Regions from separate parts of the Homo sapiens genome. Here regions 1, 2 and 4 are each linked to region 3. The links are chromatin loops, found by intact Hi-C in ENCODE. Cell type or tissue: heart left ventricle. All regions are shown on one strand. Region 1 overlaps USP46 (ubiquitin specific peptidase 46). Region 2 has its middle 110 kb from the start of USP46. Region 3 overlaps RASL11B (RAS like family 11 member B). Region 4 has its middle 100 kb from the start of USP46.

Evidence for each region. Hi-C counts contacts between places; a loop is a spot of excess contacts. Peaks named below come from ENCODE experiments on the same cell type or tissue, not always from the same donor. Only the 100,000 strongest peaks of a DNase experiment are listed, where the experiment ranks them.
Region 1: a loop joins it to region 3, with 2.2 times the contacts of the local background. A loop is called at or near these places in 2 of 110 quality-filtered maps.
Region 2: a loop joins it to region 3, with 4 times the contacts of the local background. A loop is called at or near these places in 25 of 110 quality-filtered maps.
Region 4: it touches region 3 in a loop (2.0-fold over the local background); 26 of 110 quality-filtered maps call a loop at or near these places.

The regions. Positions count from the first base shown.
Region 1 is chr4:52,600,415-52,608,414 of GRCh38, forward strand. USP46 (ubiquitin specific peptidase 46) reads right to left here. Exons shown (of 9, transcript NM_022832.4): 6 at 4,087-4,170; 7 at 1,443-1,640. Among named protein-coding and RNA genes, the nearest start is that of USP46, 55 kb to the right of the region's middle. In heart left ventricle, no CTCF peak of the experiment used is centred here; no DNase peak of the experiment used is centred here; H3K27ac peaks cover 2,105 bases.
Region 2 is chr4:52,541,978-52,549,977 of GRCh38, forward strand. No RefSeq gene overlaps it. Among named protein-coding and RNA genes, the nearest start is that of USP46, 110 kb to the right of the region's middle. In heart left ventricle, a CTCF peak has its summit at 3,661 (motif pointing right); DNase peaks (open chromatin) are centred at 3,272 and 3,674; H3K4me3 peaks cover 1,936 bases; H3K27ac peaks cover 4,603 bases.
Region 3 is chr4:52,865,270-52,873,269 of GRCh38, forward strand. It overlaps RASL11B (RAS like family 11 member B), which reads left to right. Exons shown (of 4, transcript NM_023940.3): 4 at 66-1,566. The coding sequence ends at 536. SCFD2 (sec1 family domain containing 2) reads right to left here. Exons shown (of 9, transcript NM_152540.4): 9 at 7,713-8,000. Among named protein-coding and RNA genes, the nearest start is that of RASL11B, 7.0 kb to the left of the region's middle. RefSeq lists enhancers at 2,450-2,950, 2,951-3,451, 7,834-8,000. In heart left ventricle, a CTCF peak has its summit at 3,110 (motif pointing left); DNase peaks (open chromatin) are centred at 3,072, 4,122 and 5,104; H3K4me3 peaks cover 899 bases; H3K27ac peaks cover 4,204 bases.
Region 4 is chr4:52,551,624-52,559,623 of GRCh38, forward strand. No RefSeq gene overlaps it. Among named protein-coding and RNA genes, the nearest start is that of USP46, 100 kb to the right of the region's middle. In heart left ventricle, no CTCF peak of the experiment used is centred here; no DNase peak of the experiment used is centred here; H3K4me3 peaks cover 17 bases; H3K27ac peaks cover 998 bases.

The DNA.
Region 1 (8,000 bases), 260 kb before region 3:
ACATAGGAGAACAATGCTACTTCTGTGGGGAGGAGTTTGAAGAATCCTAGTTAGTGGCATGCATGACTTGGCACCAACTGAGCTCTGCTACCAGGGCTCTTCTGACCTTGTGCTCACATTACAGAAACTGACCTTAGAGAACCCAACCTCCCGCTGAACGTCCAGTTCCCTTACCTGTGTCTCTGCCAGTCCTCCCAAGGATTTGAATTGGGCACCCACAGAGACCCACACTGAAAGTCCTGTGTACCCTGTGCAAGGGGCCCTCCTGTCCACACCACCCCTGCCACCCACTTTAGCCACAATGCCCACCAGGTCCCAGGCTCTGCCTGCCCTAAGATCTTCCCCAACCCTGCACCAATGTGAGGCCTCATCCAGTGCTCAAGGCTGGGTTCCAGATCACTGGAACCCTGTGTTCTTCAAAAGAATAACAGGTGTTCTTTAGGGAGAACACCACAAAACTGGCATATAACTAGCCAATAAATATCATTTTACTGAGAATACAAGAAAATATCCAGTGACTTAAAGTTAATACACACAGGATAAAATATGGGGTGCTTCAGATGTGAAGTTATACAGTTTCTGATGCCATCTACCCTAGTACACAATTAAAAATATATCAACCTATTCCTCTGCGTGGCAATGGTAGTCTCCTGGTAATGGTGTATTCACCATAATCCGACCTTAACAGATGGAGGAGAAAGACTCTTGCTCTATGACATGCCCCAATCTAAAACCTATGAGGGCAGGGGGAAAGCTGTGCCTACTCCCAAGACAGAACATAAACCTGTCCCAACTGAGCAAAGAATAACAAACAGGTGAATTTTCAAGATACTTTTCTTCCCTTATACCAAATTATGGAATAAAAAATAGCTGCTCAAAGGAATTTTGGCAAAATGCTTTGCCTCTCCATATCTAGAGGCCTTCTCTCTCTTATCTTTTTTCTGATTATATACTTATTACAGAATGTTGGGGAAAGACCAAAAATAACAAAGAATATTTTTTAAGAATATATTTTTAATCACTCAAAGTGCCAAAAAATTATTAAATTTGATCCATTGCTTCTAGTCTTTATTTACACATCTTAAAATACTTTTGAGATCATACTGTAAATGCAACTTGGCTTTTTAAAAATTAAAATCATAGCATAGACATTTATTTCTCCATGTTATTTCAAATTCTTCATAACCATCGTTTTCATGCAATGGAGATTTATTAAGTAATTTCTCTCATGATAGAACATTTAGATTATCATTACTGGAATGCTCTTTATTTTATGTGCCTGCAGGCATGTTTATATATTTTTTGTGATGATCAGTAAGAGTTTGGCAGAGATCCCAAAACTATTGAGTGCCACGGCCCAGGAAAGGTGCAGCTGGGTATACTTCAGCGAAGAGGCAACCCTTACACTTACCCTGTATACCTGCTTCCAGTCTTGCCCTTACCTGCCACAGTGAACGACCACCGCAACCAAGTCATACATGCGGTCCAGGTTCACTGCATCACTGGAGGTGTTGAAGAGCCGGAGTTCCAGAGGGAAGACCACACGGTAAGACAGCTTGGTGTATCTGTGCAGCTGCTCCATGTACTTGAACCGCTTTAGGTGCAGGGCCAAGATCATGGGCAGCTTTTTTACCCTCATCCTAAGAAACCAAGAAATAGAAAATCAGTTGTACCCAACACCTATTAGGGGAAGAGAATACACTGTCATCTGCACAAACAGAATAGTAGGAGGTTCTATCCAACTTCAAACCAGCAAACAACCAAACAGTTTGCAAGGATAAAAGTATGCTGGCATATATAGAGCTGACTTATCCTACATCCCTGGCTCCCAGCAGGAGAAATGTACAATGGTGTGTGTCTGTTTGTTGGAAGGAGACGTTCCAGAATTTTTGTACAAATAAAAATAGGCTGTGCAATTGTTCTCCATCACTGCCCTGTGCCTTCCAGAGAGAAATGATATTTGGACAATCTACCCCCTGAGATGATGGAGAGGAAGGTTGAGAGCTTTTGAGAACAGGAAGCTGGGAAGAGGACAAGGTAGATGATGCCGACTGCTGGACTTACAGGTTCTGAGGACTGGCAGGAGGATGGATGCTTCTGACACACACTCTTGGGCATCGGGACACCAAGCGTGCCAGGCTCACTCTCATTCCGACCCTTGTGATCTTGGGCAAGTCACTTCCCTTCTCTAGCTCTCAGTTTCCTTATTTATAAAATGCAGGGGTTGGCTTAGGGCTACATTTCACAAACTGGGCTCAGGAGAGCACTGGAGATGTTAACAGATGTGGTGTTTCTGTGGCTAAGTAAGTTTGGATGATGCTACTTTCTGCTTTGAAGATCCTATGTGTACATTACCAGACTGAAGACTTTGAGAAATCCTGCAGTAAAGGAATTGTTCTGTTGTTTGATGTTGCACTTCCCAAACTTATATAAACATAGAAAAGTTTTTTTACTAGGTGACCATTAACATTTCTCAGTAAAAAGTCGCAAAGGCAACAGTTTATGCAGAGTACACTGCTAGAATAGAGGGTCTTCCAGTTACCTTCCAGCCCCCATTCCATGAATGTACTGAATTAAGTGTAAATGCCATTTAGTTTGTGTACATTTTTAATGCATAGTATGTGAAAAAGACAAATTTTAGAAGAATAGTTTTAAGGAATCTATTAAGGAAAAGCCCTGTTCATATAAATAAGCAAGTAAAACAACAGTAGAGAAATAAGAAGTATGGGGAACCCCATGTTTTATGGGAACACATGACATTGCAATATATAAACCCCCCAGGGCTGAACAAAAAATGTCTTAATGCCACAAAGGAAGACCCCAGGCCAGCCTTAGGCAGATTGAGGTTATAAGGATGGGGGACAGACATGAGTGACCTTCTTTACTAACAAAAGGTATCTACCTACCTCCTTGAGGACTGCCCGCTAAGGTGACTAACCATCTGTAAGTTTTGCAGCAAAGAAAAGTGTACATGTTTGGAGTGAACGCCTGGGAAGGCTGGGCAGAGAAATGATCTCAACCTCAGGTCTAGACCCCTGAGGGTTTTAGACAGCAGTATTGAGCATCTGCCAGCTGCCTTGAATACTCCAGAACCACTGACAAGATAGATTTAACTCACAGGAAGCCTTCGCAGGATGACTGAAATGGCAACTTTCCTGGCTTGTAGGAGCAGATTAATGGGGGTTATTCCAGATTTTCCAAGAACTGTAACTGTCTAGTGTGCAGGAAAGGTGGTGCAATAACTTTCTAACTTTCTTATCACCTGTTCTTTTTCTTTTTTCTTTTTTTGATACAGAGTCTCACTCTGTCACCCAGGCTGGAGTGCAGTAGTACGATCTCAGCTCACTGTAACCTCTGCCTCCTGGGCTTAAGTGATTCTCCTGCCTCAGCCTCCCGAGTAGGTGGGATCATAGGCACCTGGCACCATGCCCAGCTAATTTTTGTGTTTTTAGTAGAGACGGGGTTTCACCATGTTGGCCAGGCTGGTCTCAAACTCCTGACCTCAAATGATCGGCCTGTCTTGGCCTCCCAAAATGCTGGGATTATAGGTGTGAGCCACTGTGCCCAGCCTCTAATCACCTATTCTTATAACTGATGTGTTAATAATTTCCTCATGAGTCCTTATGAAATGATATATATTTTTTAAACCTCTGTCTCTAAATAAGAGGTCCTAATGTTTAAGCAATACAAACAAAAATAATATTGGGTGTCTACTATGTGTTATATACTCTGCTAAGTACTTTATATAATTTACCTTTAATCTCAAGAGAATAGTGATTATATTTAATCATTACTTGTTTATCTAGCATAATATCTGGCACATGGCAGGGCTCAACAAATATTTGCTGAATGACTGAATGAATAAACAAATAAGTAAACAATCGGACAGACAACTCTCCAAGTTGTTCTCTCCAAGGTCAGCGTTCTTATCCCAGTTTCACTGGTGAGGAGGATAACTGACTTCCCCAAGGCTCCATGGCTACAAGCCCAGGTAGCTGAGATTGATTCAAAGCCAACCCTGCTGGGCCCCACAGTCGGGATCCTTCTCACCACACAAAGATAACCCTGAGCTAAATCTTTACCTACCTTTTCTGGGCTTCTTGTTTGCTGCAGCATGTTTCACAATAATATTTTTGTTCACTACACAGTGTTTCTGTGTTGCTGAAGTCTCTGTAGAGGAAAATATTTCCATCTTTAAAAAATGTCCAAATCTACTTGGTATACTATGTTTTAAATCCCTCAATTAACCTGTAGGGTAATTTTTAAGTAAAAATGGAAGAAGAAGTAATCAGAAAAAAATCCTACTTAAGACTAGGATGGTAGAGAAACTACAGGATGAAAAACAAAAATAAGCTAAGACTGGGTGCCATTACGGTGGTAGACATGCTCTTTTCATCGAATCATGAATTTACCATGAGAGATTCAAATATAGTTTTATTTAATGGGACACAGGCAGATATAAATTAGGGTTTCCAACTGGATTCAGAAAAAAAACTCATGATTTAATGGAGAATACCTATAAGCTAGAAATTAAAATCGTAATAGAAAAATACTGTTGAGTAAAAGTTCACCGTAAACACTAAAACTTAGATCCAGAAAGTAAATCACATAACATGCAAGGTGACATTATTGTGTAGTTAATGAAAAATAGTATTTCTCTGGTAGTCCATATTTTCAAAGAGCATGAAAGTAAAGATAATGAAATTTAAACCACATACAAAACTGCCCTCTTAGTGAACTAAAGAAATCCTGAATTAATCAGATGACCACCTCCTACCAACCCCTGCTCCCCACTGCTCCCCCGCCGGAGGAGATGAACTTTTGCCTGCCTCCTTTGGAGAACAAAAGCCATTGTGTTTGTCATATGTGTATCTGCCTTATCATGAGGTTCTACTCTGCTACTTACGGTTTTTATTTTTTAAATGTCATGGTTTTTCATTCTTTTCCAGCCATCAAGATTCTACTTAACATTTCTGTGGTACTGCTTCAAAGGCTGAAAAGAACATCTGGACTAATACCCTATAGTTTTGAAAAATTCTGGGGCATTTCCTTGTTCAGTGTCCTAGTACCATAATGACCAGATTTTATTAAACAGAAAATGTTATTTAAAATGTGTTAAATGATTCTACCACTTACACAGAACACATCAAAAGAAAACACAGATTCTTTCATTCATTAAGTCCCCAAATGTTTCCTGCCAGTCCTCTGGGCTAGGTTCTGGGGATCCACAGAGAATAACTGCCTTCATACGGCTCACACTTTAACAGAGATGTGTGCAAATGAACCACTGACAACATGAAATGATCAGTGCAGCTTCAACAGAAAGCATTACATGATTCCCCTGCTGAAATCCTCCAGCAGTTTCCAGTGCACTTATCCACCCTGCCTCCTTCTCTCTGCTCCAGCCACACTGGCCCTGGGAAATCCTCTTCTCACCTTAGGGTGATTGCAGGTGCTATTTTCTCAGCACTGAGAGCTTCCTCCCAGAGGCTTCCATGGCTGGCTAACCCGGTTGTTCAGCACTCAGCCTAAACATCCCCTCTTTGGAGAAAACTTCTCTGGCCACTTTGTCCAAGCCTATCCAGCCCCTATCACATTGCCGTCTTATTTCTTCCCAGCATCTGAAACCATTCCTCTGTTCATTTGATTACTTGCCTCCCCTCTATGTGGGCAGTGCACTTGTCATTCCTATATCCCCAGCATGACACACAATGGAACACATTAATATTTGTTGGTTGAATGAATGAACCAACCAAGACAGAAGCAGGTGTAAAGTCCAGGAGAAAGCACAGAGAAAGAGGGAAAGTGTGCCAGGTGAACAAGTGAATAAGGGTCAATGACTCCTGAGAGAGAACACTGCAGTGCAGAGGCCTGGAGGTAGGGAACAGCAGCGGTGACGTATTAGTCTGTTCTCATGCTGCTAATAAAGACATACCTGAGACTGGGTAATTTATAAAGAAAAAGAGGTTTAATGAACTCACAGTTTCACATAGCTGGGGAGGCCTCACAATCATGGCAGAAGGCAAAGGAGGAGCAAAGTCATGTCTTACATGGCAGCAGACAAGAGACAGCAGGTGCAGGGGAACTCCCATTTATAAAACCATCAGATCTTGTGAGACTCATTCACTACCACGAGAATAGTATGGGAAAAACTGCTCCCATGATTCAATTATCTCCGCCTGGCCCCACCTTTAACACGTGGGAATTATTACAATCCAATGAGATTTGGGTGCAGACACAGCCAAACCATATCAGGCAGCAAGTCACATAGCCTGGACTATGCTACCAAGAAGCCAGCATGAACCCTAACCAACAGTCTCAACAAAGAAACGACATAATCAGGTAGTGCTTTTTAGAAATTCCACTTTTGACAGCATGGTGGAGGGGGCATTGGAGAGGGATGAAAGGCAAGAAAGCCATTAGAATGCAAATGTACTAAACTTTCAGATTTCAAGTACATGGTGCATAAAACAAACTCATACTTAGCTGAATGAATACTTCAATTGAGTAAGTGCTGTGGAATCTTGTTTTGGCTGCATGGGATTGACTGGAGTGGAACGGGGAGCCAGAGGCAGGGAGATGAGTGTGGGTGTGATGGAGCTTCATATCCTCCCAATGTCTACTGCAGAGAAGCTGTACTACCAAGCTAAAGGGTCACAATAGCCAAAGAAAGGCCAGCAACAAATAAGGAATCATTCATTCCTACTCATTCTTATTTTCCCCAAAAACTTATTTGATTTGTAGACCCAGACAGGTGGAAATATAGCAGAAGTTAATACCTAATGTAAAGACCCATTTTACAAAGAAGCTTGCTGACAGAGTAATGCTCTTAGGGCATCCATGAGTTGAGAATTAGAAAATGAAGGTAAGTTAGGAGAAGGCGAGGACCCCAGCAGTAAATGCTGAGGCAGAGCAGCTGTCAGTTAATGTTCTATACCTGTTGGAACAAAAGTGGGCAACAATGGTATAGGAAACTCTTCAATGAGAAAGACAAGAGGGGCACTTGCTCTTTCCAACACTTGGGATAAATTACCAAAGTACAGAGCAGAGGTTGGGAGAAAAACACAAAATTCTTTGTATTGCTTTAAAAAGAGGCAGAGCAGCAATAAAACATTACTTAAAAATACACTTTGGGGCTTGATATAGTTTGGATCTGTGTCCCCACCCAAATCTCATATTCAATTGTAGTCCCCAATGTTGGAGGTAGGACCTGGTGGAAGGTAACTGGATCACGGGGGCAGAATTCTCATGAGTGGTTTAGCACCATCCTCCTGGTGCTGTCCTCACCATACATCGTGGAGAGTTCTTGCAAGATCTGGCCGTTTAAAAGTGTTTAGCCCCTCCTCCAACCCCTGGCTTCTGTTCCAGTTATGTGATGTGCCTGCTCCCCCTTCATCTTCTGCCATAATTGTAAGTTTCCTGAGGCTTCCTCAGAAGCCAAGCAGATGCCAGCACCAAGCTTTCTGTACAGCTTGCAGAACAATGAGCCAATTAAACCTCTTTTCTTTATAAATTACCCAATCTCGGGTATTTATTTATAGCAATGTGGGAATGGACTAATACAGGGCTGGTCCAAAAGTAGTGAGTTATCTCAATTGATGGTTCACAGTCAGTTATAGATCAAACTCCTTGTTCTACTTTTACCCTCGTTCTCAGGAAGGAAGGAAGGAGGGAAGGAAGGAGAGAAAGAGAAGAAAACACACTTTGGGAACAAATCTAATAAGAAATGCACACTTTTACAAAAAAGGCACTAAAGCCTTATGCAAATATTTTAAAACTTTAAAAAATGCAGAAAGACTGTTTCTGGATGGGAAGGCTATCATTTTTTGTAAACACAGCTATCGTGTCCAAGTTAATGTCTATCTTTGATATATTTTCAATTAAAATCTTCTTTTTCACTCACCACAATAATTCAAAATTGATATTAAAAATCCTCAAGCAATGCTTCCCGATAATTTCCATGTCATGATCCACACAGAAATACTACATGAGAAACACAC
Region 2 (8,000 bases), 320 kb before region 3:
CATTTTATGAGGCCAGCATCATTCTGATACCAAAGCCGGGCAGAGACACAACCAAAAAAGAGAATTTTAGACCAATATCCTTGATGAACATTGATGCAAAAATCCTCAATAAAATACTGGCAAACCGAATCCAGCAGCACATCAAAAAGCTTATCCACCATGATCAAGTGGGCTTCATCCCTGGGATGCAAGGCTGGTTCAATATACGCAAATCAATAAATGCAATCCAGCATATAAACAGAGCCAAAGACAAAAACCACATGATTATCTCAATAGATGCAGAAAAAGCCCTTGACAAAATTCAACAACCCTTCATGCTAAAAACTCTCAATAAATTAGGTATTGATGGGACGTATTTCAAAATAATAAGAGCTATCTATGACAAACCCACAGCCAATATCATTCTGAATGGGCAAAAACTGGAAACATTCCCTTTGAAAACTGGCACAAGACAGGGATGCCCTCTCTCACCGCTCCTATTCAACATAGTGTTGGAAGTTCTGGCCAGGGCAATCAGGCAGGAGAAGGAAATAAAGGGTATTCAATTAGGAAAAGAGGAAGTCAAATTGTCCCTGTTTGCAGACGACATGATTGTTTATCTAGAAAACCCCATCGTCTCAGCCCAAAATCTCCTTAAGCTGATAAGCAACTTCAGCAAAGTCTCAGGATGCAAAATCAATGTACAAAAATCACAAGCATTCTTATACACCAACAACAGACAAACAGAGAGCCAAATCATGAGTGAACTCCCATTCACAATTGCTTCAAAGAGAATAAAATACCTAGGAGTCCAACTTACAAGGGACGTGAAGGACCTCTTCAAGGAGAACTAAAAACCACTGCTCAAGGAAATAAAAGAGGACACAAACAAATGGAAGAACATTCCATGCTCATGGGTAGGAAGAATCAATATCGTGAAAATGGCCATACTGCCCAAGGTAATTTACAGATTCAATGCCATCCCCATCAAGCTACCAATGACTTTCTTCACAGAATTGGAAAAAACTACTTTAAAGTTCATATGGAACCAAAAAAGAGCCCGCATCGCCAAGTCAATCCTAAGCCAAAAGAACAAAGCTGGAGGCATCACACTACCTGACTTCAAACTATACTACAAGGCTACAGTAACCAAAACAGCATGGTACTGGTACCAAAACAGAGATATAGATCAATGGAACAGAACAGAGCCCTCAGAAATAATGCCACATATCTACAACTATCTGATCTTTGACAAACCTGAGAAAAACAAGCAATGGGGAAAGGATTCCCTATTTAATAAATGGTGCTGGGAAAACTGGCTAGCCATATGTAGAAAGCTGAAACTGGATCCCTTCCTTACACCTTATACAAAAATCAATTCAAGATGGATTAAAGATTTAAACGTTAGACCTAAAACCATAAAAACCCTAGAAGAAAACCTAGGCATTACCATCCAGGACATAGGCGTGGGCAAGGACTTCATGTCTAAAACACCAAAAGCAATGGCAACAAAAGCCAAAATTGACAAATGGGATCTAATTAAACTAAAGAGCTTCTGCACAGCAAAAGAAACTACCATCAGAGTGAACAGGCAACCTACAACATGGGAGAAAATTTTCGCAACCTACTCATCTGACAAAGGGCTAATATCCAGAATCTACAATGAACTCAAACAAATTTACAAGAAAAAAACAAACAACCCCATCAAAAAGTGGGCGAAGGACATGAACAGACACTTCTCAAAAGAAGACATTTATGCAGCCAAAAAACACATGAAGAAATGCTCATCATCACTGGCCATCAGAGAAATGCAAATCAAAACCACTATGAGATATCATCTCACACCAGTTAGAATGGCAATCATTAAAAAGTCAGGAAACAACAGGTGCTGGAGAGGATGTGGAGAAATAGGAACACTTTTACACTGTTGGTGGGACTGTAAACTAGTTCAACCATTGTGGAAGTCAGTGTGGCGATTCCTCAGGGATCTAGAACTAGAAATACCATTTGACCCAGCCATCCCATTACTGGGTATATACCCAAAGGACTATAAATCATGCTGCTATAAAGACACATGCACACGTATGTTTATTGTGGCACTATTCACAATAGCAAAGACTTGGAACCAACCCAAATGTCCAACGATAGACTGGATTAAGAAAATGTGGCACATATACACCATGGAATACTATGCAGCCATAAAAAATGATGAGTTCATGTCCTTTGTAGGGACATGGATGAAATTGGAAACCATCATTCTCAGTAAACTATCGCAAGAACAAAAAACCAAACACCGCATATTGTCACTCATAGGTTGGAACTGAACAATGAGATCACTTGGACACAGGAAGGGGAATATCACACTCTGGGGACTGTGGTGGGGTCGGGGGAGGGGGGAGGGATAGCATTGGGAGATATACCTAATGCTAGATGACACGTTAGTGGGTGCAGCGCACCAGCATGGCACACGTATACATATGTAACTAACCTGCACAATGTGCACATGTACCCTAAAACTTAGAGTATAATAAAAAAAAAAAAAAATTAAAAAAAAAAAAAAAAGAGGAAGTGAATAAATGTATTCATGTATATATTTTTTCTAATCTGGACAAAAATTTAAGGTTGAATTCACAGCCAACAGTAATAAAATATGTTAATTCCTGAGAAAAAAAAAAAAAAAAGAATGTGTTATAGGCCTGGAGTGGTGGCTCATCCTTGTAATCCCAGTACTGTTCAAGGCTGAGGCAGGAGGTTTGCTTGAGCCCAGGAGTTCAAGATCAGCCTAGGCAACATAGTGGGACCCCATTTCAACAAAAAAATACAAAAATTAGCCATGTGTGGTGGTGCATGCCTGTACTCTCAGCTACTCAGGAGGCTGAGGCAGATGATCACTTGAGCCTCAAAGGTTGAGACTACTGTGAGCTATGATCGCACCACTGCACTCCAGCTTGGGCGACTCTAGAAGAACCCCATCTTAAAACAACAACAACAACAACGAATGCTTTATAGAGTGTACTGGTCAGGACTCTTGGTCAAACGGGGAAAAAACTCAATTTGGACTAGCCTAAGCTAACACTCCCCTCTCTCTCCTGTCTGTCTGTCTTCTCTCTCTCTCTCTCTCTCTTTCCCTCTCTCTCTCTCTCTCTCCCTCTCTGTCTTTGAGACAGGGTCTCCAGGCTGGAGTGCAATGGTGCAATCACAGCTCACTACAACCTCCAAGTCCTAGACTCAAGCGATCCTCCCACCTCAGCCTCCCCCAAGAGCAGCTTGGACCACAGGCCTGTTCCAACACACCCAGCCCCTCCTCCTGAGTCTGCTCCTCCTGGCTTGTCGGGCACCTTCTCACAGGCCTGCTGTCTCCTTGAGGCTGAATCCTGAGAGCACAGATCCTGTGTTCACATCCTCGCAGCTTCACCTGCCCAGATGACAGACACTCAGAGCAATTGCTATGACCAGAAGGGGACAGTCAGCTCCTATTTGAATCAAATGTTGAACTTTTGGCAAGAGATGTGGGGCAGACCGAGCAAGCCCACTAAAGGAGTTGTTGGGGTCCCCCACACTAACACTTTGCATCTGCTGCCGGAGCCGTTATTGCCCTCACTGTCTCAGATTTGGCCAGCACTTAGTGGCTGCACAGGGACACTTCCCCTCTAGACCTGCTGCTCCCCTTTAGCCCAGTAGGAGGCAGCATTGCCCCTCCTTGCCCTACGACTCGCTGGACTGATTCCAGGCTTCCAGCTCAGCAGGAAGAGGATCCATTAAAAAGATTTTATCTTCGGAAAACCTTATCACCCCTCAAATGTCAAGACTTTCAGAAATTAATCTAGAGTTTTCTCCTTTTCAGGTCTCAAATTTTAAAACAGAATCATAAAATGCTAGAGCCAGGAGGAGCCTCTGGAGTCCTGTCACATCCAGCCCTCTGTTTTAAAGATGAATAGATCGACCAAGGCAGAGACTCAAATACATATTCTAACATTTGGTACCAGATTGCGAAGTCATTGGAACCGAGCATAAAAAGCTATCAAGGAGAGATAAAAGATCTGAAGGAAAGGTTGCGTATCAATTTCTGGAAAGCTGGACTAAACTTTTAATGGAAAACAATTATTTTATAAAAAGGTAAAGAGAAAAGGTGAAATTTTAAAAATAGGTTAAGTAATACTTCAATAATATTTAACCTACATATCAAATATACTATTATTTCACCATGTAGTCAGTAAAGACACCTGTGAATAAGATCTTTTGCATTCTTTTTCTGTACTAAATCTTTGAGATCTGGTGAGTATTGTACAGTTATAGCATATCTCAATTTGGACAAGCCATGTCTCAAGTGCTTAGTAGCCACATGCAGCCAGTGGCTACTGTGTTGGATGGTGCAGAATTGAAAAACAGGTTAGTACAGAACCTTGTGGAGCCCTCAGGACAAGCTGCACAGACATTTGAGCTCACCCAGGGCATTCTGGGGAAATGTCTTATACCAACAGAATATAAGGGGCTGATATATTTTACCAAAAAGAGCTTCCTGTTTGAAAAAAAATATATACTTTTCACCCCATCTCCTCTCCTCAGATAAGCTGCAGAAGGATGCATGATCATCGCATCATTATTATTCTTAAACAATGAACTGAAGTGGACCAGTCAAGTGAATGCCAAAGGGAGTTTGATGGAAGAGGCTGTCCTGTTCTCGCCTAGAGTGACCTCACAATCTGTGGCCCAGGAGGATTTTATAAGATATCAGCATGCCTGTGGAGAACAAATGAATAGTTTTTTCCTTAGTGCTAAAAACACCAGAGGCAATTTTCACATACCCACCCTTCGTTTTTACAGGACGTGGTGGGGGAGTCAGGCTGTAATCACAGTGTGTTAACTGAGGATAAAATAGAGAGCATCAGCTAGATTGCTCTTTCTTGAAAACAACAGCCAAAAAAGAAAAACAGCACTCAGGATTTTGAGTCGTTTTGCATGCTCAGGAGAGGATGGCAGTTTCAAGCACAACATCAAGAGGAAGGACAAAGTTGAGCCCAACTGGGCACCAGCAAGGAGTGGGTGCACCCATCCATGCCTCCACGCTCCTAAAAATGAGGGCTCCCGTCATTTTGGGGTAGTGGGTGTTTCACAGCCTGTTCTCCTCAGCAGCTTTGAAATTCCGCGTTCTGAGTTCTGGTAGTGTAGCCTGGCACAGAGTTGCAGGGACAAGGTTTGTTCGCACCCTAATCTCCTACCCCAGCCTGCTGTCTTCCTGGCTGCCCCACAATCTGAAGTCGAGGGTTTCTCACTAAACACTGAGCAGAGCGGCAGGCAGACCTTGACCTTGCCTCATACGTTCAAGTGAAATAAGCAACCACCCTAAAAAAGAAACCAAGTTTTGCCTTTGTTGATGGATTCCTCCTTCTATGGAAGTATCTGTGATAAGGATACTGTCATCCTGAACCACTGAGTCCTTTGTTCCAAAAATAGTGATTGACAGTCATTGATCACTTACTGCCGGGTGCCTATAGTAACTCATTTAAAGCTCTGCATAATAGTCCTTCCACAGCCGGTTGTGGTGGCTCACACCTGTAATCCCAGCACTTTAGGAGCCTGAGGTGGGCGGATCACTTGAGGTCAAGAGTTCAAGACCAGCCTGGCCAACATGGCGAAACCCTGTCTCTACTAAAAATACAAAATTAGCTGGGCTTTGTGGCAAGCGCCTGTAATCCCAGCTACTCGGGAGGTTGAGGCACAAGAATTGCTTGAACCTGGGAGGCAGAAGTTGCAGTGAGTTGAGATCACACCACTGCACTCCAGCCTGGGCAACAAGAGCAAAACTCCATCTCAAAAAATAATAATAATAATAATAAATAAAAATAAAATAAAATAAATAAAAATAAATTAACCAGTTATGGTGGCTCACACATGTAGTCCCAGCTACTCAGGAGGCTGAGGCAGGAGAGTCGCTTGAACCCAGGAGGCAGAGGTTGCAGTGAGCTGAGATTGTGCCATTGCAATCCAGCCTGGGCAACATAGAGAGATTCTGTCCAATAATAATAATAACAGTAATAGTCCCTCCAAACTATCCTAAGTGCTTTGTATACTGTATTAAAGTCCTAGGTTCGCCATAACAAAGTACCACAGACTGGGTGGCTTCAACAACAGAAATTGTATTTTTCCACAGTTCTGGAGGCCAGGCATCCAAGATCTAGGTGTCAGCAGTTTTGGTTTCTTCTGAAGCTATGAAGGAGACTCTGTTCCACACCCCTCTCCCAGCTTCTGGGGGTTTGCTGGCAATCTTTGGTATTCCTTGGCTTGTAGATGCAACACCCTAGTCTCTGCCTTTGCCTTCACATGGCATTTTCCCTTTGTATGTCTGTATCCAAATCTCTCCTTTTCAAAAGGGCACTGGTCATGCTGGATTAGGGCACACACTAATAACTTTATTTTAAGTTGATTACTTCTGTGAAGACCCTGTTTTCAAATAAGGTCACCTTCTGAGGTCTTGGAGGTTAGGACTCCAGTTTGTTTTGAGGGGGACACAATTCAACCCATAACACACATATTAACTCATTTGTCTTTCCAACAGCCCTTCAAGGCATCTTCCTGGATAATTTATCCCATTTGCAGAAGAGGGCACCTGGGACACAGAGAAAGTAAATGACTGGCCAAGGTCACTGTATTAGTCGGTTTTCATGCAGCTGATAAAGACATACCTGAGACTGGGTAATTTATAATGAAAAAGAGGTTTAACGAACTCACAGTTCCATGTGGCTAGGGAGGCCTCATAATCATGGCAGAAAGCAAAAGGCACTTCTTACATGGCGGCAGCAAGACAGAAAACTTGTGCAGGGAAACTCTCCTTTATGAAACCATCAGATCTTTTGAAACTTATTCACTGTCACGAGAACAGCACAGGAAAGACCTGCCTCCATGATTCAATTACCTCCCACCAGGTCCCTCCCAAGACGTGGGAATTGTGTGAACTATGATTCAAGATAAGATTTGGGTGAGGACACAGCCAAACCATAGCAGTTACCAAGTTGGCAGTTGGTGGAGTCCCACAGGCTGTCTAGTTTGAGTGAGTCTGCTGTGCAACCCCATATGTATTGTTATTACTGTCTCAGATTTACACCTGAGGAAACCAAAATATACAGGTCACAAAACCCACCAGTATTACACAGTGAGTCATTGGCAGAGCTGGAGTTTGAACCCACTGCTATTCGGCTTCAGCACCTGAGCTGGTAATCACTAAACTATGTGACTTCTCTTACATAAAAATATCTTCCCAGAATTCAGGAAAGGCTAATTCGCCACTGCACACTTTCCAAGGACTGCACAATTCTTTGGTGGTGTTGGTTATGCATGACAGTAACTGTTGGAAGGGACTGGTGTCGGTCATTGGCGTAGGGCAGCAGGGTGAGTATCAGGAAAAAGCAAAAGGACCCAGGGGATCTGCAAGTCCTTGAGCCCCCACCTCTAGCACTGCCCTTAACCACCTCGGCCTCTGCCAGGGAACCAGGAAGAGGATGGGCAAATAGGAGGGCAATTCTGGGCTGCTTTGGGTAAAATAAAAAGGGGGCAGGAAATGAAAGGATTCAGGCTGTTAAAAGAAGCGACTCAACAGATCTTGCCTTATCCTTTCTTCCTTACTGGAAGGAAGCGGGTCTTACTGTCGCATGAGGAAATGGGGGAGCCCAGCTCCTGAGCATTCAGGCTAGTCTTGGTGTGATTCATAGTGTGATGATTTCTCTCTCTGAAAAATTTAAATGTAGAGACACAAAGCTGGGAGTTGAGAGCTGTGTCTCATGAATGTCACAACTGGGGTCCACACCTACCCTCCTCAGGATTAGCTGTTCAATTCCTCCTGGAATTTTGGGAGAAATCCATTGAATCCCACCCCCAACTCCCTGTTACTAGTTGTTAGTGGTGGTTAAGAGAGCTTGAGTTGTTTTCTCTATTCACTTAGTTTGAGTCCTGTACACTCATAAAAGTTATATCATTACCTTTCATTTCATTGAATCTAAACTATCTTTTCCCCATTTGCCCAATTT
Region 3 (8,000 bases):
TACCCAAGCCCAGGCTCTTTGTACAACTGGCCAGCATTCACCTTGCCATCACTCCTCTCTTTCAGGTCCATGAGAACAGCCTGAGCTGCAGTGAACAGCTGAATAGGTGCATTCGCTGGGCAGATGCTGTGGTGATCGTTTTCTCCATCACTGACTACAAGAGCTATGAACTCATCAGCCAGCTCCACCAGCACGTGCAGCAGCTACACCTGGGCACCCGGCTGCCTGTGGTGGTCGTGGCCAACAAAGCTGACCTGTTGCACATCAAACAGGTTGACCCTCAGCTTGGACTGCAGCTAGCCAGCATGCTAGGCTGCTCATTCTATGAAGTGTCTGTCAGTGAAAATTATAATGATGTCTACAGCGCCTTCCACGTCCTCTGTAAAGAGGTCAGTCACAAACAGCAGCCTAGCAGTACACCCGAGAAGCGAAGAACCTCCCTCATTCCCAGGCCCAAGTCACCCAACATGCAGGACCTGAAGAGGAGGTTTAAGCAAGCCCTCTCTGCCAAAGTGAGGACTGTCACCTCCGTCTGAAGCAGGAGGAGCACTCAAGGGGGTTTGGTCTTCCCAGGAAGAGGGCCTGAGGTTCTCCTAGTGCAGGAACGTTGAATATTGGCAATGATTCCTGGTTCCAGAAAGGGCTGGAGCAGAAGGGCCAAGAGGGCCTGTGGAACTGCTACAGAAAAGGAAGTGTTGTTCTGAGCAGGGGGACAGGATTGATGAGGCTTGAAAGAGCCCACTGAGCCACTCTCTGAATATGTGAAATGTACTCTGTGTCTTTTCCTTTAGAGTGGGGAGGGGGCATAATCGTTTCGGTTTCTGCATTCAACTACCTTGTAAATGGTGGTCCGTTGCAGTTTCACCAAATGTATTGATGTGATTTACAGTGGGAATGAAAGAACAGATTAAGCATTGATAGGCTTTCTTTTTTCCCCCTTTTTTCTTTTTTCTCTTTTCTTCTTTCTTTTCCTCTTTTTCCCCAAGAGGAAGAATTGCTTTTCTCTTACCAGTATGATTTGTAACTCTGGAACACTATTCTTACAGAATGCCTTTCTAACCTGAAGGATACCCAGATTTCTTTCTTTATGTACAAGATGGAAAATCCCCTACCCCTCAAAAACAGGTTGAGTTTATGGGCCAGAATATTTTGTATACCAGACATTGGTAAGCTCTCATGGTTTACAGGAAGGCTCTGGTTCCCCCTCACAGGATGAGCATGCTCAGTTGGGCGTGTGTGGAGGAGCTGTGAACTTCACGCTCTTCAACCCCAGACTTTGACTGTATAGTTTTTTGTTTTTTTAACTGTTCCATCAGGAAAAAAATGTGTCAGTTGATTTTGGTGTGACTTGTGTAAATGGTTCATGGCAATGACGTTGGGTTGCTTCCTAGGCCTGGCTGAGTTGTGCCTAAGGGTGGCTGAAATACTAAAACACTTATCTTACAGCAAGTGAACAGGGGCTACCTGCCACATCCCCTCCACAGATGCACTTTAAAAAGCCACTCATGCTTTGGCTTAAACTGTAATTAATTTATTTTATGTACAATAAATCGCATTTGAAAAAGAGCAGATGTCTAACTTCGTCTCTATTGAAACGTTAACTTTCTGCCGTTTAGACAAAGTATGACCTAGTATCCTGTGATTATTGGGCACATTGAATCTGGCATTGTGCCTTTCAGGGGTTATCTCTCAAGGATCACAGCAATCCAAGGAGGTGCATTCTAGTATTATCCCCATAATACAGATGAGGAAACAGGCTTATAGAACAAGATCAGTAACTTGTCAAAGGCCACAGCCTGTAGCATTGTAAACTGCAATTTGCTGCTTTATATTCAAGAGTAGCTGATCTTCTATTCACTAACTTTGTGGTCTTCCAGGTATACCTAAGACAGATGTCTGGCTCCACATAGTCAGCACAGCCTCGAGCGTATTCTTTCTTGGACACTGAGATGACTGCTTCTTTACACATGCTTTGTTGGCAGACCTCTTCTTTGGGTATGCTGCTTTCAGGAGATTCACTTTATTCTCACTGTAGAAGCTTGCAGTCATTGATCTGGGGCTGTGAAATCAGGAGCCAGTCCCATGGACCTTTGCCACACGTGTCTCGCTAAAGCTGCCAGCTCTCTCATCTATGCCACTTGGGCCTAGAAGCTCTTTCCTGCAAGCTAAGTGAGCCACCATCTACAGGGGGAAATAATCACAGCTGACATTTCTTTGAGTAGTGCTTTCACATACCTGATCTCATTTAAGGCCCAGGAGAACCCAGGAGAATACTGTGGGGTATTGACACCATTTTACAGATGAGGAAGACAGGCTCTAAGTTTTGAGTGATGTCTTCAAATTCACACAAAGGAGCTGAACCAATGCCACCTGACTATATTTACTGTTCTTAGTCTTTTAGAGCATGTCATAGCTAAGACACTCTGGCATGCGTGGGGCGATGGAGCCACAGTGAATAGCAGTTGAGGGGCTACTGTGGGGTGGTGCCAGGATTTCCAATCAGTGTTCCCACAGGGTACAGATCCTCACAGCTGACAGCGTTTCCAGTGATGCCTCAAACCTTCCTAATATGCAAGGTAACTTTCTATGCTTTCAGCCTAACCTCATCTCTGAGAAGGGTGTGTGTGTTGGGGGTGGGCAGGGAAACGGCGCTAACATGGGACTGAAAACATCTCAGTTCAAGGGTAGTGACAAGTATCTCCAACTGGATTCTATTCACTTTTATTTCTATTCAGCCAATGTGGTTGTGTTAACAATGTCCAGTGAGTGAGAGGTTGATCTTTATATATTTACTGAAGAGCCCTTCCCCACATTCTGGAATTAAATAAGAGTTTTCCTGCAGGTGGCTTTATGCTCCCGAGGCACTGAGCAGTGCTGCACTTCAGTGACCACTGCCGCGCCACCGCCCCCTTTTCTTCCCACCAGCTTCCAGGCTGCAGGGCTCTGGCAGCCCTTGTCTGCTCCCTTGCTGAGCTGTGAGCTCCACCTTCTCCCTTCCTGGCCCCGCAGCTAGCGATTGCCCCTTACTTCCTCACCCCTGTACTGGACTCAGTGCCTCCTACTGCACCTTAGACAGGCTGGAAGGGAGCTCAGAGCTCTGGCGCACCCAGAGGGATAAAGTGGCTTGTGCAAGGCCACTCTAGGAGAGAGAGAGTGGGGAGAGAGAGACAGAGAGAGACACACACAGAGGGACAGAGACAGAGTCGCAGCTGGAAACCACCCAAGTCCCCATTCTGTCCACTCTCTCAGGCGGACTTGTCTATTTATAGTTCTGGAACACATTTTTCTCTCTTCTAATAAATCTAGCTTTATGTGGTATTACTTTTGCTCATCTCTTTCCTTGTTGGTTAACTCTTCAATTAATGTTTTTGTTTTGTTTTGTTTTAAAATTTATGATCTACCACCACCTGGCCCTGAGAAACGACTCTCTCCACCTAGGAAGGGGAAAACCTCCTTTGCCACCTTGGAAAGGGAAGGCAGGGATGTGTATGCATCTGGGGTACCGGGGAGCAGAGAAAGGGAAGGAGTTCGAATTTACTGAACATTTAAAACACGCCAGATTCTACGTTATCCCCGTTCATCTTTTGAAGAATCCTGTAAGGAAGGGTAGTAATATTGCTTCTATTTTAAAGATAAAGAAACTGAGGCACAGAGAGATGAAATTTACCTGCTTAGGGCCACATCGGTTATAACAATTATTATTTCTATTTATGGAAAATCTGTGTGCCAGACCCCATAGGAGGGTTTTTGAAATAACTGATGTTTGCTGTGATAGCTCTACAATCCATCTTTAGTCTCCTCTTCAGAAAAGCAAAAGGGAGGCTGAGAAGAATTGGCTGGCCCAGGCCCTAAGGGGCGGATCCAGAACTCCATCCCAGGTCCGTCTGATGCCACTGCCTAAGCCCTGGGCTGATGGCTCAGCAGAGCCCCACCTCGGAGCCCTCCTCTTCCCTCCCCTGGCCAGGTCTCCTGTCCTGCTGTTCTCATCTCCCCTTTGCTACTGTGGGCTCCTGGATTCTGCCGGGCTCCAGGCCCCCCTGGCTGCCAACCACATCTGCTGTTGCCATCAGCCAGCTGCTCACTGGCCTCCAGCCCTGCTCAGTCATAAAGACGTCCAGGCTGGGAGGGGGAGGGGCGTGCAGTCCGGCTGTCTCAGAACCAAATCCACTTCTGTCACGATGTCTGGCTTTTGAGTTTCCTCCCTTGCCTCAAATCAAAAACATTCGCAACACTCTGCAGCCTGCCTGGCGCTGCGTGGTGTGCAGAGAGGGCTCAACCCTCAAAGTCTTCCTGGCTGTTCCCGGCTCCAGCACTCACCAGGCGCCGCAGATCCGGGTTTGCCTGCCCAGCCAGCTCCTAACCCCAGGTTTAGGAGCCATGGGTGTATTTATGGTGAGCCCCTCGCTTTGGTGGAAAATGAGATTTTGACATTCATCTTACACTCCAAGAGGGAGAAAACAAATGTGTTTTCTGGGCAAATGAACAAGTTTGTAGGCACATCCCTCAAAAATGAGCCCCTGATAATCTCTGGTGCTACCTCTGCACCCAGGGGAAATGGGCACTGTCCAGCTGTCTCTGTGGATAACTCATGACAGGTCCCTTGGGGAGTGGCCCAGGATGAATTAGAGAGCTTGTCTGGTTATAATAACCAGGAAAACTGGTGTTGCACAGATTCCCTTTCAAGTCTAAAGAGAGATGGTTCCAGAAAGTTCTTACTATCCTCACTACTCTCCTGAATTTGCAATGAGAATGGGATTAGGGTTATTACTGACTGTGGCAAGATCCCAGCCACCACCCTCCAAGCTTTCCCTCTCAAATAGTTTGCAAACCCTCCATCGTCTGGTTTTGTCTTTTTAAATTCCTTTTAAGACAGAGATGGAGTCTCTTGATGTTTCTTGGGCTGGACAGCAGACATTTGTAATACTGGATTCTGTGTTGTTGAGATTCTGTTTCTGGTAACCAGGGTAAAATAAATAATAGTGGTCTTGGGGGTAGTTTGATGGAATTCTTTGTTATTGGGATCCCATTGTAATGGAGGGGTGGCATAAACAGAGCCATCTGCATAGGGCCCGGCCTGCTAGGGACAACTCTTGGCTGATGTAGCCTGGAGTGCTTCCAACCACTTGGCCGTGCCCATGCCCGCTATGTCTGCCCTGAGGTAGACTCCAGAAGAGGGTTTACAAAGGCAGGAGTCAACTGCTACAAAGTATTTACACTTCTATCAATTATGTTTATAAGGAGTGTGGCCAGTGAGGTCGCTGGCAGAAGGTTTGGATTTGTAAGTGCTTGTTTAGGTGATAAACACTCAGACCCAGGCCCCAGACAGGGGAAACCAGTCTTATCACTCAGCTCAGCCTTTTAAGTCACCATCAGGTGGTTGACAGCTGCTGGATCCCTTTCGAATGGATACATTTGGAGGGGTTGAAATGGGAAATCAGTAAGTCCATCTCAGATTCTGCCTGACTTCGTGGCTAGCATTAGTGATAGAGAAAGTTCTATCACAGACATATGGCCCTGCATGAGCAATCATCAGACATTTATTACCAATAAATTCTTATGTGCTCTGTATGAGCCCACCATGTGCCATGTTCCAAATGCATCACACATATTAACTCTTTTAATTCTCCCCCAACCTAATGTGGCAGGTCCTATTGTTACACAACTGCATGGTCAGCGAAGACCAGGAGAGGTGGACTACGAAGTGGAAGAGGTGGGATTGGAATCCAGCCATCGGATTGGGCTCTTGACCTCTGGGCTATGCTGTCTTGGACCTATGTTGGACCGAGTTGTTATTCCTCCTCCATTTTCTCATCTCCTTGTAGACCCCATGAATGCCTCCAAATTTCCTCTTCATTTAGTATTATTCTCCTGTTGACGTTTTATAGTTTTGAGAGGTAACTTCCTTGGCGTCCTCAGTGTGAAAACCCACATTCCTTGAGATTCACATGCTGGCCACTGTGTTAGGGATGGCTCCACAGCAACCCCCCCATGAGGCAGGTGCCATAGTTATCGTTTCTTACAGATGCAGACACTGAGGCTTGGAGAGATCCACAGTGCTTGGAGTGGCAGAACTGGGACTTAGGCCCAGAGAAGCCTTCAGAGCCCTTTTCTGCCTGCTGCTCCTTCCGGGGGTGGAGGGCATGACTTGCTTCTCCTCCAGCCTCTCCCATGCTGAGAAGTGTGCCCACGAGCCTGGCAGCAGCAGGGAGTTTCCGGGAGGCTCTGCCATGGCCACAGTCCTCCTTCCCCCAAGCCCCCCTCTTTTTCCTTATTTGTTGGAGGCCCTTTGCAGGATTTATACCAAATGTCTATTGTGTTCCTGCTTGTTAATCAAGGAGCAGTGAACGTCCTGTGCCTCCTGCTTCATCTTCACCCAAACTCTGGTTACGAAGAAATTCTTCCAGCTCACCTTTCCTCCAAAGCCTTCCACCACCTGACCACCGGCCTGGCTCAGCTCCTCAAGCCAGCCTCCAGAGAAGAAAAAGATGACCATAAGCCAAACTTCTGACACTTCTCCCACCATTCACAGACTGCCCCTGACCATACTAATTACAGTATGGGGAGCATTTTCAAGACAAAAGAACTGCTGAATAACATTTACAATCAATACCTTCCTCCTTTCATCATTTCAGATTAGAGGCTTCTGAATTTTTTTTTTTTTTTTTTGAAATGGAGTTTCACTCTTGTTGCCCAGGCCAGAGTGCAGTGGTGCGATCTCGGCCCACTGCAGCCTCTGCCTCCCAGGTTCAAGTGATTCTCTTGCTTCAGCCTCCCTACCTGGGATTACGGGCATGCACCACCACACTCGACTAAGTTTGTAATTTTTTTAGTAGAGACAGGGTTTTTCCACGTTGGTCAGGCTGGTCTAGAACTCCCGACTTCAGGTGATCCACCTGCCTCAGCCTTCCAAAGTTTAATATTTCTTAAAATAAAAAATTAATTTGTAAAAATACAGTTTTCTGCTATGGCCGATTAAAGTCACAAAAGTAATACACAAATACACATTTGCTGTAAAAAAAAATAAAATAATACAAAAGTATACTGAGGGTGAGACTCTCCCTTCTCTTAGCTCTCCCATTCGATATTCCTTCCCAGAAGTACCATTATATATGTATTTCCAGAAAGTTTCCTTTGCATATAGACATGCGGTTTACAACTTCACCTTCAGTAGATGCTCACGTCGGGCCAGACCATCAGAGAAGCGCCAGCTACTCATTCTGAGTGCCAGAGAGTCAGGGACGCATCTTGTTCTTTCATCACAGTGGCCCAGAACCTAGCACAGTGCCTGGAACATGGCAGGTGCTCAGTCATCAATCTTTAGGAATGAATGAAGGAGTACAGATTTGAGTCACGTAACAGGTTACTTTCCAATTTTTTATTTTAGAAAAGTCGTCTCCTCTTTAACATTTCTTACGGATGGCTACCATTAACTTCCTTATTCAAATTCAACACTTTAAGATTAGTAGAATGAAAAAGGCACCTGCGGTCTCCTCTATTTCATGAAAGAACTGATATTATGTGGAAAACATACCTGGGCAAGAAAAGAGTGTCTGTGTCCACAAAAATCCTGCTTTGATTACATCTTAAAATAATCTCCAACTTCATGGTTCTTTCAAAAATGACAGTGTTTTATAGAGAACTAAAATCAGAGACATGTGAGTGTTTTGGTTTACATGTTATTTCCTCCACCTGTGTAATCCACAATAAAAACCTTTTCAGTTTTATCTCTTTATTACCAACATGGATGCCAGAAACTTCCATCGACCATACACCTACAAACATGTGGGTTGCAAGTGGTTCGTTTTTGCCCTGGAGTTCTTACAAAGTTTCACTAGGTGGGTCTAGGTTTTTCTGCTATGGTCAGATGGAAAACTTAAACTTACAGAAAAGAAAGCTTTATATTTCAATCAAAACTCATACCCACAAAGTCCACAGGGGTTGCTGTTACAATTTAGACTCCCTGGGACCAGGTATCTTGTACTGGAGTCTTTCTTTGGAGG
Region 4 (8,000 bases), 310 kb before region 3:
TATGCCCAGGGGCAATGAGATTCTGGGCCAAAGCATTGAAGGACATCCTATTTCTAGGGTGGGCTGGAACAGAGCCCAGGCTGTTCTGGCCAGTCCCCTACTATCTCATGACATTGCACTCCCAGCACATTCTACAGTTATTCTTAAGAATTACAAGTAAGAAAGTAGTGAGAACTGGGTCAGTCCAAGGCCACCTGGAGAACTGTCCTGCAGGAGTCATTGAGAAAGGAGTGGCCACCTGGGGTTCAGTGGAAAATTTTCTCTTAAAATGTAGCTACAGCCCAGGGTCCACAGAGCTTGACTTCAGTCTCACCAGTATTCTTTAGTTTTTCACTAACACTCTTTCCAAAGTCCTGCCTACCACCCCATTCCAAAGCCACATCCACACTTTCAGGCTTCCATTGACTCCTCCAGGTACCTACCTCTAGATTAGTTATCAATTACTGAGTGAAATATTACTTCAGAGTTAATGCCTTAAAATAAATACAGTATAATGGGAAATATATATTTGGTCTTTATCCCCAATTAGTGACCAACAGTTCTGAAACCCTTGGAATCCCCGGAGTGATAGGAGTGTTTCTGATATGTTAATGGAGATGACTGGTGGCTGCGGGGCCCCGGATACCTTCAGGATGGAGGCTGGTCACCCAAAAGACCAAGGCATGATTAGAGGGTTGGAACTTTTAGCCCACCTCAACCTTCAGGACCAACAGCTAATGATTTAATTAATCACACCTTCATAAACATCCCCCAACAACAGGGTTCAGGAAGCTTCCAGGTACTGGGAGGGTGGCATGCTAGAAAAAGGAATGGAAGCTCCGTGTACCCCTCCCTGTCCCTGTACCTTGCCCTATGCATCTCTTTCGTTTGGCTATTAGAATAAACCAGTAAAAGTGGTAATGTGTGTTCCTGAGTTCTGTGAGCCATTCTAGCAAATTATCAAACCTGAGGAGGTAGCAGATATGTGGCTGGTTGGTCAAAAGCACAGGAGGCCTGGGACTGAAGACCAGCATCTGAAATAGGAGGGACTGAGTCATTCACCTGTAGGGCCTGCACAGGTAGAGTCGGAATTGGTTGGAATTGAACGCTCAGCTGGTGTCCAGAGAATCAGAAAATAGGTTGTTGGTGTGGAAAACCCCCATACCTTTTGGGTCAGAAGTGTTGTGAGGAGATACAGCTCAACAATAAACATTTATTATCTCATCATTTCTGTGAGAAAGGAATTTGGGCGCAGCTTATCTGGTTGGTTCTGGATTGGAGTCTTGCCAAGAGGTTGTAATCAAGACGTTGTCCTGGGCTGCAGTCATCTGAAGGTTTGACTGGGCCTGGAAGATTTACGTCCAAAGTGACTCACTCATATGACTGTCTGGTGGTTACAGGTGTAGGCAGGAGGCCTCATATCACCAGTTGGGCCTCTCCAGGGCGCTGCTCAGTCCATGACAGCCGGCTTCCCTCCCAGCAAGTGCCCAAGAGAGCAAAGTAAAAGCTGTAATGTGTTTTATTCCTGGCCTCCTAAGTCACAGCCTGTCATTTTAACAGTGTCCTATTGGTTACCCAAGTCAGCCCAACTGATTACAGAAGGGAATTAACAAGAACATGAAGACCAGGAGGTGAGGCTCTTCAAGGGCCATCTTGGAGGCTGCCAACCCACAGGGCTCACATACACTTTTCAAATAAATGAACAAAATATTTAATCAACTCCAAGTCCTCTGTATTCAGTCCATTTGGATCTAACATGAGAGATAATGGCTTTTGACGACATGCAACTTTTTACTGGCTTTAGCATTTTCACTCTGGAAGACCTCTGACAAGTGATCTACTTTCATTGTGCCTCAAGTCTTAAAACAAGAGCTGTAAGATCACCATGAAATTAAATAATTTTAGTGCCATGGAGAATGTTCATTAATGAAACCTTCCCACAGGACTGGCCCCACGCAAAATCATGAAGCTAAAGTAGCTTGCTTTTTCTAACCCATCTCCACAAATCTCCCCAATTTCCCCCACCCCTGCTCCCCGACCCTACACATGCAATATTCAGTTTAATGTACAGAGGCACGTATTTTGCAGGATTTGCTTCCACATGCCTTGAAAAAGTGCCAGTTGGAGATAATAATTGTGTATACATGCATGTTTCAGTAAACTCGATAAGGCCAATTTTTCCTGTAGCTTTAAAACATGTCACTGAATCTCAGTTGAACACCTGATGAAAATGGCTTACAAACAGAAGTTGAGATGTATGAAAATCCTGAACACTGGAGACATTTGTTGTGGAGAGATCATCAAGGAGTGAGATCTTGCTGAGGGGCAGCGGATTCCTACAGCTCATCTCAGGCTCACCTGAAGGGTACATGAATTGAGCGGAAGGATGGATAGAGTTTGCTTGTTTGTTCATTTAACACATATTTTCCAAGCACCTACTTTGTGCCAGGCACTGTTCTAGGTGTTAATCTATGCTCACTTTGGGTTTTTGCTCAAATATCATCATTTCAAGAAAGCGTAGCCTGACTGCCATATTTTAAATTGCAATTTTGATTGCAGTCTTCCCAATCCCTTATTCTGCTCTACATTTTCTTGTTTCATAACATGTGTTATGTTTTACTACATACTATGATTTACTTCTCTATTGCCTTTTGTTGTCTTTCTTCCCCCCCCCAACTCCATGCCAGAATTTCTGCTCCACAATGGCAGGAATCTCAATCTATTTTATTCATTGATACAGTGCCTGACTCATAATAGGAATTGAATTGAATGCCCCGCTGGTGTCCAGAGAATCAGAAAATAGGTTATTGGTGTGGAAAACCTCCATACCTTTGAGGTCAGAAGTGTTATGAGGAGATACAATACAGCTCAACAGTACACATTTATTATCTCATCATTTCTGTGAGAAAAGAATTTGGGAGCAGCTTTTCTGGTTGGTTGGTTGGTATTGAATAGTTGGTGAATGAACTGATGAGTGCTGGCAGCATAAGAATGAATAAAACATACCAAATTCTCTGTCTTCTACAAATTCATTCATTCATTTATTCTCTCTCTCTCTCTCTCTCTCTCCCTCCATGCATATAGTTGCCATTCACTGGGTTAAGTCCAGCTATGATGCTATCACATTGTTCCGACCTGCAAATATCATTTCTTACAAATGCCCTGGGCAATCCGTGGCTTCTTTCCAGAGCAGCCTAAATGCCCTTGCTACAAAACCTAGATCCCTAGTGCACTGCATATTCTAATTTCCCATTTGTTTTTATGAAAATAAAGTTTGCCTTTCAAATGTAAATGCTCCAGGGCCCCAGTCAGGCTTCCTGAACTCTCTGCACAGCAGTACCTCTGGGTTTAGGGAAGAAAACAGATTTATTTTTACTTTCATATTGGTCTAACAACGTTACAACGCTATACACACTTTTGTCAATAAAGTTAAGATTACCACCACCCCCCTTTCCAAACTATGAAAAAGACAAAACTCATTACTCTCCAAAAGCCACATAAAAGCAAAAACATTCCACTGACAGTTTAATAAAAAACAGGACATGCCAAACAGGAAGCATACAGAGAATGACAACTGGGATTAAGCAAGGGGGCTGGAGAGGACAGATTAAAGATTCTCGGTGAGCACAATCAACAACAGGAATGTTTAAGGGAGGGTTGCATTAAAGTGCATGAAAATGGTAACTGACTTCAGTAATATCTACTGCCTTTCAACACAGATAATGACATTAGTGTATGAGATACAGAATAGACATCAGGAACTATTTTTCCAGGTAGAAGACAAAACGAGAACAAAAAGCCTTATATGTCAAGACCAACTGGGTACAAAAACAGTGAAATGAGAACAGAATGTGAATAGAAGGGGAACGTTGCTGAAACCAGCAATTAAGAGCTGTCTCAGGAATTTAAAGGCGTGTTTTGGTGGGAGGCATGGAGCGGGAAGGGACACAAAAAAATCTTTGTGGCTTTGTTTCTTTTGCCGAGGGATGAAAGGCCAATAGTGGTTGGTCTTGCGAAGGAGGGAAAGAATTGTCAAACCTGCATTTCAAGGGCTGAGCTGTTTAACAAGGTAGCACTAGCCACATATGTGATTGAAGATTAAACGGAAATAATTTTTTTTATACTTTAAGTTGTAAGGTACATGTGCACAACTTGAAGGTTTGTTACATATGTATACATGTGCCATGTTGGTGTGCTGCACCCATTAACTCGTCATTTACATTAGGTATATCTCCTAATGCTATCCCCTTCTCCTCCTCCAACCCCATGACAGGCCCCCAGGTGTGATGTCCCCCACCCTGTGTCCAAGTGTTCTCATTGTTCAAATCCCACCTGTGAATGAGAACATGCAGTGTTTGGTTTTCTGTCCTTGCAAAAGTTTGCTCAGAATGATGGTTTCCAGCTTCATCCATGTCCCTACAAAGGACATGAACTCATCCTTTTTTATGGCTGCATAGCATTCCATGGTGTATATGTGCCACATTTTCTTAATCCAGTCTATCATTTATGGACATTTGGGGTTCCAAGTCTTTGCTATTGTGAATAGTGCCGCAGTAAACATATGTGTGCATGTGTCTTTATAGCAGCATGATTTATAATCCTTTGAAATGAAGTGTAAAATTCAGTTTCTCAATCACACCAGTCACATTTCAAGTGCTCAGTAGCCACACGTGACACATTGGACAGCACAGGGCCAGAACATTTGTTTCATCATTACAGAAACTCCTCTACGACAGCACTGCCATGGAGCATGGCAGGTAGGAAAGCAAGTTTTGGTCAGTATCAACTCCAGCTTTACCTGTGGTTCTCTTACCCCCTAAAGAGCTACAAACTCCTAATGTTAGAGTCTGCAAGGACAGTGCAACTGAAGTCAAAATTCTCATCACCCTTGAGGCTTCCTCCTCCACACACACAAATGAGGTTCAGAGTGGTTAGAATAAGGCATTTATTAAACATATCTTCATAAAGGTGCCAGAGATACTAAAGTGAATAAAACACAGATTAAAACCTCCAGGTACTTGCACCCTTCAGCCAGTAGGGTAGACATGAAAGAGACTAATGACATCAAGATGGTCAATATGGGAATAGAGATGCATATGAGGCACTGTAGCAAACTGGATTTTCAAACAAAAAAAATGGCCATGGCAATATTTCCAGTTTCACATGCCTTTCCAGATGCTTCCCTCTCCATCAAGAATGGGAATCCATTTCTTCTCCTTTTCCACCTAGAGAGCCTCATGACTGCTCAGACCTATACAGTAGAACGGAAGTGATGCTATGTGACTTCTGAGGCTAGGTCATATAAAAGACACACATTCCTCCCGGCTTGCTGTCTCTCTCTCTCTCTCTGCCACGTGAAGTGCACACCTTTGTAGCCCTCAGCCACCCTGTAAAAAGTCTAGCACTTTGAAGTTGTAATGCTAAAAAGACCATGTGGGAAAACAACAGAAATACAGAGAGAGATGCCCAAGGAGCCCCAGCTGTTCCATACTCCGGAGGTTTGGCCCTTCCCAGCATCAGCCAAGTGAGTGAATGTCCTCTCAAATGATTCCAGCCCAGCCTTTAAGTCTTCCAGATGAGGTCCTGTTAACACTCAGGGATGGCTGGAGTGTAGGCAGATGTAGTAAAGGTAGGAGTTTCATTTATTCATTCTCTTATTCATTTATCCAATAAATATATATATTTAACCCCATTGTGCCAGGCACCTGGCTTGTGCATCAGTTAAGATTGCTTTTGACTGAAAACAGCTGCACTCCCAAAAAAGTGGTTCAAATGCTAAGGACAAGTTGTCTATTTAATGAGAAAATCAGAGGGGAGCAGTCCCTGGAATATGTTGCTGTTTCCAGCTAGCCTCTTGCTATCTTTCTCCTTCACCAACCTCAGAATGTTGGCTTTTTATCTGAATGCCTCATGGTCACAAGATGGCTGTAATAGCTCCACGCATCACACCCTCTCAAGCTTCTCATGCCACATCCAAAGGCAGGAAGAAGAAGAACACCAAAGTTTCCTCTTGTGTGCTCTCAACTTTTATCAGAGAGAAAAACATTTATCTGAAGTTCCCACCAGCCAACTTCCCCTTATATCAAATCAACCAGGAGCAAATCACACAGCCATCCTAGCAGAGGGTAGATGAAACAGGGAGGGTGCTGGGAAAGTGAGTATCTGGCCTTTTCAGCTTCTATAGTGGAAAACAGACGAGGGAAAGGGGGATTGGAAAAATTAGGGGGAAGACAACCAGCAGGGCCTGCCACAGCGAGGCTCATCAAAGTAGTTGGGACATAATCCTGCCTTCAGAATGCCAAGGTAGGAAACATCCAATTATGCAATGCACAACCATGGAAAAGTATGGAAAGGCTGCAAGCAGCACACTTGAGATGTGGCCAGTAGCATAATGGGAGGCAGAGGAGAGGAAAGGAAGGGAGAAGGTAGCGATAGTTATTCCCTGGTGGTGATACTTTTGCAACAGGCACCCCCTACACACACACACACACAAACACACACACATCACACAATTACCATTTAATTCAATAAGAATAATAGGATGTATTAGGAAACTCTGCTGTCATGTGGAGCGAGGTTGGATGGGACCAGGTCAGAGGCAGAAGAAAGACTAGATTTTTCTTTCTTTTTTTTTTTTTGTTTTTGAGACAGAGTCTTACTCTGTCACCAGGCTGGAGTGCAGAGGCACGATCTCGGCTCACTGCAACCTCCGCCTCCCAGGTTCAAGAGATTCTCCTGCCTCAACCTCCCGAGTAGCTGGGACTACAGGCATGTACCACTACACCCAGCTAATTTTTGTATTTTTAGTAAAGACAGGTTTTCACCATGTTGGCCAGGATGGTCTCTATCTCTTGACCTCGTTATCCACCCGCCTCGGCCTCCCTAAGTGCTGGGATTACAGGCATGAACCACCGCGCCCAGCCTAGACTAGACTTTTCAAAAAAAATCTACCTTAGTTTCAAAACAGAAATGGGAAGCAGAGTTTGAAGAGCTTACTTTGTTATTATGTATGTCTTAGTCCATTGGGGTTGCTGTAACAAAGTATCATTAAATGGGTGGCTTATAGGCAACAGACATTTATTTCTCACAGTTCTGGAGACTGGGAAGTCCAAGATCAAGGCATCAGCAGATTTGGTGCTTAGTGAGGCCCTGTTTCTGTGTTCTCACGTGGTGGAAGGAGTGAGTGGTCTCTGTCTGGGTCTTTTATGAGGGTGCTAATCCCACCCAAGAGGATTCTTCTGCCCTTGTGATCTAATCAATGCCCAAAGACCTTGCTTCCTCATACCATCACCTTGGCAGTTAGGATTTCAATGTACGAATTTGGGGAGACACATTCAATCTATAACAATATAATCTACAGAAACATTAAAAATACCCTCCCTGGAATTCCTTTAAATTCAAATGCTTTATTTAATCAGAGAAATAGAATAGAAGAGTAGAGGCAGAAATCAATTTCTTTAGATTAAAAAAGCTTTGCAATGCATTAAGAGGGAACAAAGGAATTTAATAACACAAAGATAAGTGACAGTGGCAGACAATCCCCCAACACTGACTCTCACACAAACAGTACACTTTTTCCCAATGCAAGAGGGGAAATGCTACTAATTTTTCACTGAACTATTTTCTCTTCTCCAGTCCAGGCTGGACTTGATAAATAGAAAGTATTCAAACAAGAAATGGCTGAGATATTGTAAAATAATAATTAAACCACATACACAATTGCTCTAGCTGAAAAGGTCTCTAAGCATTTTTCTGTGGATAAGAAATGCACATGTTTACCTGGAAGCTTCTGTGTGTTCATAGGATATGGAGAGTGTGATTAAACTGGAAGATAGGTGAAACATAAAAGTAAACTGGATTATTCTACTAAGAAAAGTTACCTTTTTGTTGAAAAATGAATGTACTACTAGGTCTTGCTTTTGTCCCAAATAAGTGTTCAACCAGGAGATTTGAAGCTTCCACAGGATAAAAAAGGAAAATACGAACATGCTATGCGTATGGATTTTGAAAGGGGTTTGTGT